2 separate regions of the Homo sapiens genome follow, and region 1 is linked to region 2. The links are chromatin loops, found by intact Hi-C in ENCODE. Cell type or tissue: heart left ventricle. All regions are shown on one strand. Each heading gives the region's core, and the rest is flanking DNA. Links, peaks and the distances in the headings are about the cores only.

The links. Peaks named below come from ENCODE experiments on the same cell type or tissue, not always from the same donor. Only the 100,000 strongest peaks of a DNase experiment are listed, where the experiment ranks them.
Region 1: a loop joins it to region 2, with 4 times the contacts of the local background. A loop is called at or near these places in 4 of 110 quality-filtered maps.

What each region holds. Positions count from the first base shown.
Region 1 is chr12:58,103,427-58,108,813 of GRCh38, forward strand. No RefSeq gene overlaps it. Among named protein-coding and RNA genes, the nearest start is that of LINC02403, 18 kb to the left of the region's middle. In heart left ventricle, for the core only: a CTCF peak has its summit at 2,537 (motif pointing right); no DNase peak of the experiment used is centred there; H3K27ac peaks cover 2,606 bases.
Region 2 is chr12:58,300,345-58,305,731 of GRCh38, forward strand. No RefSeq gene overlaps it. Among named protein-coding and RNA genes, the nearest start is that of LINC02403, 220 kb to the left of the region's middle. In heart left ventricle, for the core only: CTCF peaks have their summits at 2,255 and 2,459; no DNase peak of the experiment used is centred there.

The DNA of each region.
Region 1 (5,387 bases), core at 84-5,083, 200 kb before region 2:
TTTCCACTACCCTGAAATTGTGTTGTAATAATTGAATAGATCCTTTTTTAATACCAAAATTATACCATATTCTTCAACTATGCATTTTGATTTCTGGCAAAAACATGCCTATTTCTAAACAACCTATTATAGTTTTGCCTAGGTCTTAAACAGATATCAAATTAATACATTGGAAGGAGATAAATTTCTCCCTGCCTCAAACACTGTATATTCACATTAGGAGAGATGACTGCAGGAGAAGAGACAGTCAAGACATTTGTGGATCTTTAGTTTGGCATACAGTGGGACATTGATTTAAACTTCTCATTTTTTTTTCTCAAGAAAAAAAATTTAACAAGAAGAGGCAAAACTACTAAATTTAAAATTGCATTTAAAAATGCCATCCTCAAATAAACAAAAACAAAGCTGTAGGCAAATGGATTTTCTAAACACTTTGCCTCAAATCACATCTAGCTGAGAAGAAAATGGGAGAAGTTTTAGCATAAAATATAATTATTTGGGAGCCAATACGATGCAGAAAACAAAGGTTAAGTAAGAAAGGACATTCTGAGCCAGAATAGTAATAAGTAGAAGTAGCAAGTCAGTGTATTTCAGCAAGAATACATATGATTTTTTTTTAAGGGACAGGCTCTCGCTATGTTGCTGAAGCTGGACTTGAACTCTGGGCTCAAGCGAGCCTCCTGCTTCAACCTCCTGAGTAGCTGGGACTACAGGCATGTGCCACTGCACCCAGCTCTTGTATGGAATTTTTATATGGAATGTGTAATACATAAACTATTCAAATCACTGAATGCTTGTGAGGTATCCATTGCACCTGGAAATTAAACCAGGCTATCTCTTCATATAAAAGTGGAGAAAGCACTAAACAGGCTAAAGAAAATTACCTCTTTACCCTTGCCTCCTGTTTTCTGTTAGTCTTATATGAAGCTTTTAAGGGATAGTCAACTGCACAAAAGCAACATCTGCTTGGCAGATTTCCTTTAGTCCTGGAGCCCACCATTCCGTTCTATCTCACTGAACATGTTTATTGGAAAGTACGAGCAGATTCCAGTGGAAGCACAGATGCATTTATTTAACTCGCTGCTTGTTTCTTTGGAACTGCTCTTTTAAAATGGAGGCAAGAGTTTTGGGGCTGGTTACAATGAGTGGCAATGTCCACTTGTGGGAAATATTGAATGATGGATAATGTAACAGCTGCAATGAGCATTTGGCAGAATGGAAAATGTTCTAGATTTAGCTCCCTTGCATGCATGTCCAGGGAATGATTAGCAGGTTGGCACGATAAGGTCAGTGTCATTTATCAGCCAAAACACTCTCCAAGGTCAGAAAGTTAACTTTTGATTGTCTGTTGTGTTTTTAAAGATCTGCTGGCACAGGTCTTTGGGTTTTCCTTTTGAAGGTCATTTTCTGAATTAATGGGTTTCTAACTGTGTCTATGGCTAGGAAAATGGATTTCAGGGAAAATCAAGAAGATTGTATTTTTTAAAAAGACATTTATTGATTAGGAATATATATAAATTGTTAAGATACCTTTCTTTTCCCATATTGGTAGCAACTATCAGGTTGCACATATATAATTGCCAATAGTTGACAGTTTTTACCTTAAAGAAGGCAATTTTGTATGGTCCAACTGAATATATACTATATTTCAATTCAATCTAATACTTTAACAAATATTAAGTTCCTGCTGAGGTACTATGTTAAGTGTTGAAGCTACAAGGATGAACAAAATAGTCATGGGTCTTGTCTTCACAAAGCTTACAGTCTAGAAGTGGTGGCAGACAAACCACTGCTTTGATAGCGGAAGGACAGTTACTGTGTGAATTCAGAGCGAGGGAAGCTAATCCATTTTAGAGTGGTCAAAAGAATCTTCCCAGAGGAATGAAAGCTAAGCTGAGCTTGAAGGATGAGGAAGAGTTAAATGGAAGAGTAGAACAGGGGCGAAGAGGCTTCTGGCAATAGGAACAGCAGTGTGAAGACAGGGAGGTAAGAGCAATAGAGCAGGGGTGTGTGACATGACGGGAGCTGAGCGACACTCAGAGTGGAGGGAGGCTGTGTAGACAGATGATGCTGGGAGGGAAGAAAGGCCCCATGGTGAAGAGAAGAATCTGGTAATTCTGTAATAAAATACTTACCTCTCTATTCTGAAGGCATCAAGGAACTACTGGACAAGGAGTGACGTGATCGTGACGGTGTTGTATAAAAAGGGCCATGTGGTTGCTGTGTGGAGCATAGGTTGGAATCTGGGAAGTCACCTAGGAGGCTGTTCCTGGAATCCAGGCAATAAAAGATGGTGGCCTGTACTGGGGCAGTGAGCATGGGGATGAAACATGGAAGACTCTGTGAGCTGCTTGGGAGGCAAATTGATGGGTCTTGGTGATTCCACGGTCGGTGGGGAGGGGGCAGGAATGGGTGACAGAGAGATGGGAAGGAAGATTGCTCTCTGAATGTAGAACTGCTTCTGGGTCACTGGAATTTTCAGTGGCCACAGTGGTTTGACTTCTTAAATGACTCAGTGGACTCCAGTATCACAACTTGCCACCAGGTGCTGCTCTCTAACATCTGAATTCTAGCTTTAAAACTCTCTAGGAGGTTTTGGGCTATGTAATAATTATTAGATTTTAGCTTTAACAATTCCAAAATGTGTGCATGGAATTTATTTAACATGGAGGAATACCAGCAGAGTTTTGTTACTTAAAATCTGATGATAAAAGTTTCATTTTATAGTTCAATCCTATGGACATTGTAAGACTTTGGTCTTTAACTCAGTTCCGTGTTCCGCTTAGAGATGGTGTGGATTTGAATCCAGTAAAGCTAGAAAAGGGGTGAAACTGGTTCATTATTAGAAGACTGATTCTTTTTTTTTTTTTGAGTTTTTACACAGCCTCTTTTGTATTCAATGTTGTTTATTGAGGAGTGAATGAGAGACTACTGCCAGACATGCCAATGACACTTCACATTCAAGAGCTGGAAGCTGGAAAGCTTCCCGACTAAGTCACTGTATAAGCCTTCTGGGAAAAAGAACCAAAGTGCCATCAAATATGCCATCTTCATGCTTGTTGTCTGTCATCAGTTTGTTTCAACTTTTGGGTCCACTGGTTTGCTGGGTAGTAGGAGAAGACTGATTCTTCAAAAAAAAAAAGGGCCTGGATTTTCATTTGACAGACATCAGCTCAATTAGATCAGTGCTTTCAAGATGGCTCTTTCCTCTAGACTAGGAGGAAATGTGAAGAGAACACTTATTTATTGAGTACCTATTTTTTTCACATACTTTAAATTTTAATTTAGTCCCCACACCAACCTTTTGAGGTAGATCTTTGTATCTCTATGTTATAGAAGAAGAAATCTAGGGCAAGGCAGATTAATTGACGTGCCCAAGGTTACATAGCTGCCAAATAACACAACTGAGGCTTGATTTTAAAGCATACTTTTGCCTTCCACTTTATGGTGTCATCTCTGTCATGTCTCATACCCACAGTATGCCATCATGCCCATCATGCACAGATGCATGATTAAAATAAAAGCTCTTTGATATCCAACTTCAAGTTCATTTAACTGTCTTCTAACACATTCGTTTAATCAGCTATGGTAGCAATCTTATTTAAGTAAGGTTAGTAGATTCATGTTGATAATGAACTTGATAAATGAGTTGGTAAAAGGATACTGTTGCAACTGAAGACATTTTTGAAGTGGTTATTTGTATGTTTTAATGGATAAAAAGTAATTGTTACTATAGGATCCTTTTTGGGGCCTCAGTGCTCAGGGCAGATGGAATCCTGTCAATCAAACTTTCAGATAATAACAATTTAGCCACCAGAGATAAAGGAGCAATGCCCATATTGATATATAGTAGTTTATAGGGCCACTGAACAGAAGCTATTATGGCTGCTTGTAGGACCACCGAGTGGGAAAGCCTGCCATGTTGCTGTTATGGCAGATATGATTATCTGGAGGCTGTCTGCAAGGAGAATCCACCTGTAAGTAATTCAGAAGCTATCATATTCTATCAAGGAAAAAAAAATGTGGCTGGAGTCATTTGGGCCTCTTGAACAAAGAGGTCAGAACATGGTCACCCATTTTCAATTTCTTAGCATAGACTGTAATAAAGTCCACATGATTAGAAAAAGATGATGTAGCAAAATTAAGTCAGACAGAAGAGGCTTCAAGAAAAAGAGTATTAGAGATGAAGAGGGTTTCTACATAACAATAAAGTTTCGATTCACCAGGGAGATATAAAAACTTAAACTGATATACACTAATATCATTTTAAAATACATAAAACAAAAGTTGACAGAACTGTAAAGAGACAACCATGCCAGACATATCTGGTAGGTGAGTGGGAGATTTTAATCTAGTTTTCTCAGTAATTAATACAGCAGTTAAAAAATCAAAAAGGATATAGAAAATTTTAATAACACTAATTGTGTTATTGGTCCAACAGACATTCACAGATCACTGCACCAGCAGTCTTAGGAAATTTTGGAACATACTTTATGTAATTTATGGATTAAAGCAAAAATTATAGTGAAAAACAAAATATTGAGCAATAATGAATATACAACAAATAATTTATAAGATGCATCAAAACAACGCTTTGAAGAAAATGGACAGCCATGAATGTATATATTAAAAAAAGAAGAAAGGCTAAAAATTAAAGAACTAAGCATGCAACTTAAGACATTAGAAAAATAGTAGCAAAACAAATTTCTTCAACAAGGAGGAAGATTATAATAAAGATAGCATATATTAATGAAAAAGTAAATAAAGATACCACAGAAAGACTCAAGAAAGATAACTGTTGTATTTTTGAAAAGATTAATAAAATTAACAGTCTTCCTCTGGGAAGAACAATCAAAAAAGGAGAGAAGGCACAAATAGAAGTTGCTTGGGTGAACAAAACAGCATAACCATAGGTGATGTGGAAATTAAAAAAGAAAGTTTAAGAACATAATGAACAACATTTTGCCTATAGATTTTTTTTAGCCAAAATGGATCCTTTTTTGTTTGCTTGTTTCTTGTTTTTGTTTTGGAGAAAAATAATTTGTTGACTCATGTAACTGGATGTACAAGAATGGACTTAAGACACAGCTGAATTCAGGGACTTATGTCATTATATCTGCTCCTTTCTCCTTCTCTTGACTCCACTTAAATTTTATTTTTTTTTATTCAGGGAAAATATCCATATGCAATTTGTCATCTTTACCATTTCAAAGTGTACTGTTCAGTGATAGTAAATACATTTATAATCTTTTTTTCCCTTATCATCTTCCCCCTTCCCCTTCCGGGCCTCTAGTAACCACCAATCTCTAATTCCAGGAGATTCACTTTTTTAGCTTGCACGTATGAGTGAGAACATACAATATGTGTTTTTCTGTGCTTGGCTTATT
Region 2 (5,387 bases), core at 87-5,086:
TCGATTTTACTTTCTATTGTGTTTTTTCTCTGGCATCACCTGGCTTAATGAGAAGTAGCCATTTGATGAGGACAGGCTTTATTCTTGAGAAGCACTCTCTTTCCTTCCAAGGTTAAGTTTAAAGACAAAATCCTTCCGTTTCATTCAAGTTCTGGCATTCACAGCCTGTGAGGTCACTTTAAGACATCTCAGATTTTGTTGTGACAAAGAAAAATAACCCAGGTTTTGTGCACCCACGTACAAACCTAATTTGGTGATTCCTAAAATTTTCTGTCAGCTTTCTGTAGGCAGGAGGTTAAAAAAGGTAGCTGTTTAATCTCTGTTTAATCCTCAAAGTATGTGCCAAAAAAGGATTTTTCATATGATAGTGAAAATAGCTCTTTCATGCATATTTTCACCAGCAAAAGGTTTAAGTAGGATTTTGAAATATCTTCAGTCACCCCTTTACCTATCTGAGTTATTCTTATTTCAGTGATGCCATTGGCACCTTGTCAGAGATGTTCGGGGACAGAGGCATTCTAGTAGGAAATTTAAAACTAAAAGAGAGATGAGACAACTTTGTTACCCAGCTGAATCATAATTGTGTTTTAAGAAGCTGATGGTACTTCAGGAACACTAAAATACAGATAGCATATTATTATTATTAGGATTATTAACCATTATAATATTGTTAATTGCTGTCACCGAGCTACTGTACAACAAAGCCTTAAACCCAACTCCCGTCTTTCTGAGCCCAGAGCCCAAGCTTTCCTAACCACCGTATTATATTGTTTCTTTGACCCTCCTTCTCCACCCACCCAGCACTCACTCCAGGCCAGCTAATTGCCGCTTCTTGCAGAATTTCCTCATCATGACACATCTGTTCCGATTTGTAGCTCTCTGTATATGTGATGGTCCCACCTGCTGGGCTGTCATGTCTTTGAAAATATGGTCAATGCCTTATATATTACTGTATTTTAAGCCATGAATGTAACAGAAATGCAGATTCAGTCACTTGTTACTTGCACAGTCCGATTAACAGCAAGGTCTGACATAAAGAAAGTGACTTTTGGCCAGTGCGGTGCCTCATGCCTGTAATTTGAGCATTTTAGGAGGCCAGGATGGGCAGACTGCTTGAGGCTAGAAATTCAAGAGCAACCTGGGCAACATGGTGAAACCTCATCTCTACCCAAAATAAATAAATAAATAAATAAATAAATAAATAAATAAGCCAGGTGTGATGGTGTGCACCTGTAGTCCCAGATACTCAGAAGGATCATGTGAACCCGGGAGATGGATCGAGGCTGCAGTGAGCCATGATCATGCTACTGCACTCCAGTCTGAGTCTGGGCAACAGAGTGTGACCCTATCTCAAAAAACAAAACAAAACAAAAAAACAAGAACAAAATTAAAAACAAAGCAATTATTTATTCCAAAGCTAGCTTAGGGGAAGAAGTACAGGCTACCTGCCTTAAAGGTATTGCTTCTCTTCTGGGGCAGAAAGCAAGGGCTTTTAAAGGGGAACTTGGCATGAACGGCACACAGGGAGGGATGCAACAGGTGGGGATCTATGTGACTTCGTGCCTTATCCACCGAGTGGTCAGCCTGGCGTCATTGAGGGCAGAACTAGATTGTAAAGTGGCCATTGTTTCAAGATGCTCTACCAGTGGGAAAGAGTTTCATAGCAGGCTTACTTTAAGTGTAAATTGCTCAAGGCAATCTCCTGGTGGGAGAGGTCTCAGCTCTGAAGCTTCTAAGCACACAGTTAGATGAACTTGCCTTGTAGGGAGTGTCTGGTGAAGGGAAGGTAGAAGGTTATAATTACATTTCTAAAGAGCCAAGTAGGAAGTGGGGAACAGGGGAAGAGGAGGAAAGAGGAAGAAAAAAAATTAAAAAATAACTCATTCTTTTTTTCCTAGAAAAATGGGGGGTCCTTGATTACGTTAGTGGGTAGTTTCCATTTTCTTGGCACAGAATTGTCTCTTCATAAACGTTTGTTTAGTGAATGATTACTCTCCTGAATAGTTACTATTTTATAACTTTATTCTTTAATGCACATTTTTGGAGTACAAAACTTCAGAAATAGAATCAACATTTTTAATAATTGTCAGGCTTCACACAGAAAGAGGAGACTAGTTAAATAAACTCATCTTTGAAAAGGTCTTTTAAGACTCTCCCCCAACCATCACAAAACACAGGAAGAGGAAGCAGTAAAGCAAACCTGTGGCTTTGGGAGACACCTACTGCCAGAAAGGATTGCAGTTTGGGGTGGAAATATTTCTGATACCCAGGTTGGTGTTGTGCCAATTGTGACAGTTGGCAAATACAACAGTTTTTATTGTATTTGCTTTTAAGAAAATATTCACATCCCTTTGAGTACAGGTTCCCTGTAGTATCTAAATCAATAGTGCCTTTAGACTCCATGTGACATTAATCCAACAAGAAAATCAGGTTCTCGTGCACCCAGATTTCCACTTGTACCTGTCACAATCAATTAAATTGATAGTGATTACAGAGAGATTACTTGGCTTGCTGAAGACCACATGGCCAGGAAGAAGGTTCAAGGCCAGAGCCCAGGCCTTTTGCTCCAGTGTACTTTACATTTACCAGCTGCCTCTGGGCTAGAAAAACTGCAGTTGTGTTTTCTGCTCTTACTTCAAGAGGTTGTTATATATCATGAGGTTAAGTACCTGATAGTTGTAGGCAGACTGTAATATATACAAATGAAGAGTACTAATATTAAATCTAGCAGATTAACCACAAGCTTTCCTCTCTGTAGACTCAACCAGGCAAATCTGGCCTCTTAAAGTTTGCTGAACTGTCTAATTCCAGGAAAAATCTGCCTTAAAAAATCTCAAGCACCCAAACTGTGAAAATAAAAATTAAAAGAACTTATGTCCCGTTGATGTTTAAGAATAAACAGACTTTTAGAAAACTCAGTGTTACGGCAAAAAAGAGACTGAAGAAAGATATCTGTGAAGTTCAAAATTTTGGGAGTAGTTTTTTCTTTTACCTTTTCATTTTATCGGCCTGCCTGTATCCACAATGGTAATTCTTTATTTTTTTCCCCTAGGTTTGACTTTTTTTCTCCCAACTCAAGAAAGTCCTACTGAGAGAAAATGCTTTGCAGAATTGTTTAATTATCACTAGATTTCTCAAAAAAAATTGTGACAGGGACTAATAATTCAGATTCAATGTTCAGTCTCTTTTTTCTACCACAATAGAACCACTGGTTTTTAGCTGTGCACCTGGCTTCTAGAACAAAAACTCTTATTTACAAACCTACCTTTTAGCCAGGTGTGACCATGTGACTAATCACTGGCCAATGAGATATGAGGAGCAGAGACGTGTTGGACTTCTGAAACTCTTACCTCCTGAAAGCGGGTGGGAATAATGTTCCCCCTTTTCCCACCCTCTTTCTTTATCCTGCTGCTCAAAATGTGGATTAAGATGAGCTACTTTGCACCAGGTAGATGAGAACAGAAACCTGAGGCTGTTGGAACCTGGGTCTTTTTTTGCATGTGACGGGGTTTTGCTCTGTTGCCCAGGCTGGAGTACAGTGGCATGATCATAGCTCACTGCAGCCCTGAACTCCTGGTCTCAAGTTTTCCATCCTGCCTCAGTTTTCCAAAGTGTGAGGACTACAGGTGTGAGACACTACATCCAGATGAGCCTAGATCTTTTAATGCATTTGCAAAACAGGGCTGTCCTACCAGCTTTCATGACTAGAAAGAAATGAACTTCTGTCTTAAGACACTGCTATTTTGGGCCTATTAAACATATAGCCAAATTTATATATACCCAATATAAATGCAGAGAAGGTGGCAGATTATTTTCAGATCAGAAATGAGTTTGAGGGCTGGGCACGGTGGCTCATGCCTGTAATCACAGCACTTTGGGAGGCCGAGGCAGGTGGATCACGAGGTCAGGAGATTGAGACCATCCTGGCTAACACGGTGAAACCCCATCTCTACTAAAAATACAAAGTATTAGCCGGGCGTGGTGGCCTGTCCCTGTAGTTCCAGTTATTCAGGAGGCTGAGGCAGGAGAATCACTTGAACCAGGGAGGCAGAGGTTGTGGTGAGCCAAGACTGTGCCACTGCACTCCACCCTGGGTGACAGAGTGAGACTCCGTCTCAAAAAAAAAAAAAAAAAAAAAAAAAAAAAGTAAAGAAATGAGTTTGAAATAAAATAATGATAAAATAGAATAAGAAAATTATCTTGTCCATATACTGACTATTCTATGGTGGCTAAACTTACAATAATGACTTGAATATCTGTTGGTGGACAAAAGCAAAGAGAGAATTCAAAACTCTGTGAATCAAGATTTATTTTATTACATATTAGCACCAAAAAACTAGGTATTCAAGTCTTCCATAATAATTTCATTCAGGTCAGGTCTATATTTCAAGCAATGGGCATTACTGATGAACTGTTTCATCGGACAACAACAATCAACTATCTAATTTATCTCGTGTTTGAGAGAAGAATGCTTGCTGTTAATGAGGAATTCTATCTTCTCAAGATGAGGGCTTTAGAAGGAATATCTGACCTGTTAATAGTTTGAAAAGACTTTAAGCCAATCTCAAGTCGCAGTAAATCTCAAACTTTGTAATTAAAATTAAGCAAATGTTCATGCATCGTTTTTAATTTGTGTTGTATTGAAAAGCTTAGGAAAAGAAAACTATGTGAGGAGATTAGGAGCCAGGGTGGGCAAGCCTGAATCTCACAGCGAGGAAGGAGGAACCAAAGTGTGATGAATCTTACAGAGTGTGATGATAAAGTTATGAGATAGACACCCATGAGAATAAATGAACTTGCCTTACAGACTAGATGGTTGCAACTTCATAGCTTCCTAGGGAATTTTACTATGTTTACTATCTTACTTACATAGTTTGTTTTTAGCCTATGTCAACCATATAGGCTATCAAACATGTGGCAAAGCTAGACGTTTTAATTTCCTGCCTTTCCCAAAGTAACAAGTTAGTTCTTTTCCAGTCTGTATGATGGTTTGGAAAATACAATAAACTAAACATACTCTTGCAGACACATGTGTGTGTACACACACACACACCTGCTCATCTATAGTAAATGTCTCTTGATTTTGATGAAGCACTGGATGCCGTGCTTGTATATTTCCTTACACATTCACTAATGTGGTCCCCACCACTATCTGTGAGGTGGGTATTTTATTATCCCCAACTTATAGATGAAGAAACAGCGACCATTTTTTGAGTGCTCTCTATGTATAGAGTGCTTCAAATACATCATTCCATTATTTAAGTATGTATTTTGATGTATTTAGTTTTTAATCTTTAAAGCCAGGTACACTGAGTGCTTTTTTTTTGAGACAGAGTCTCGCTGTGTGGCCTGGGCTGGAGTGCAGTGGTGCGATCTTGGCTCACTGC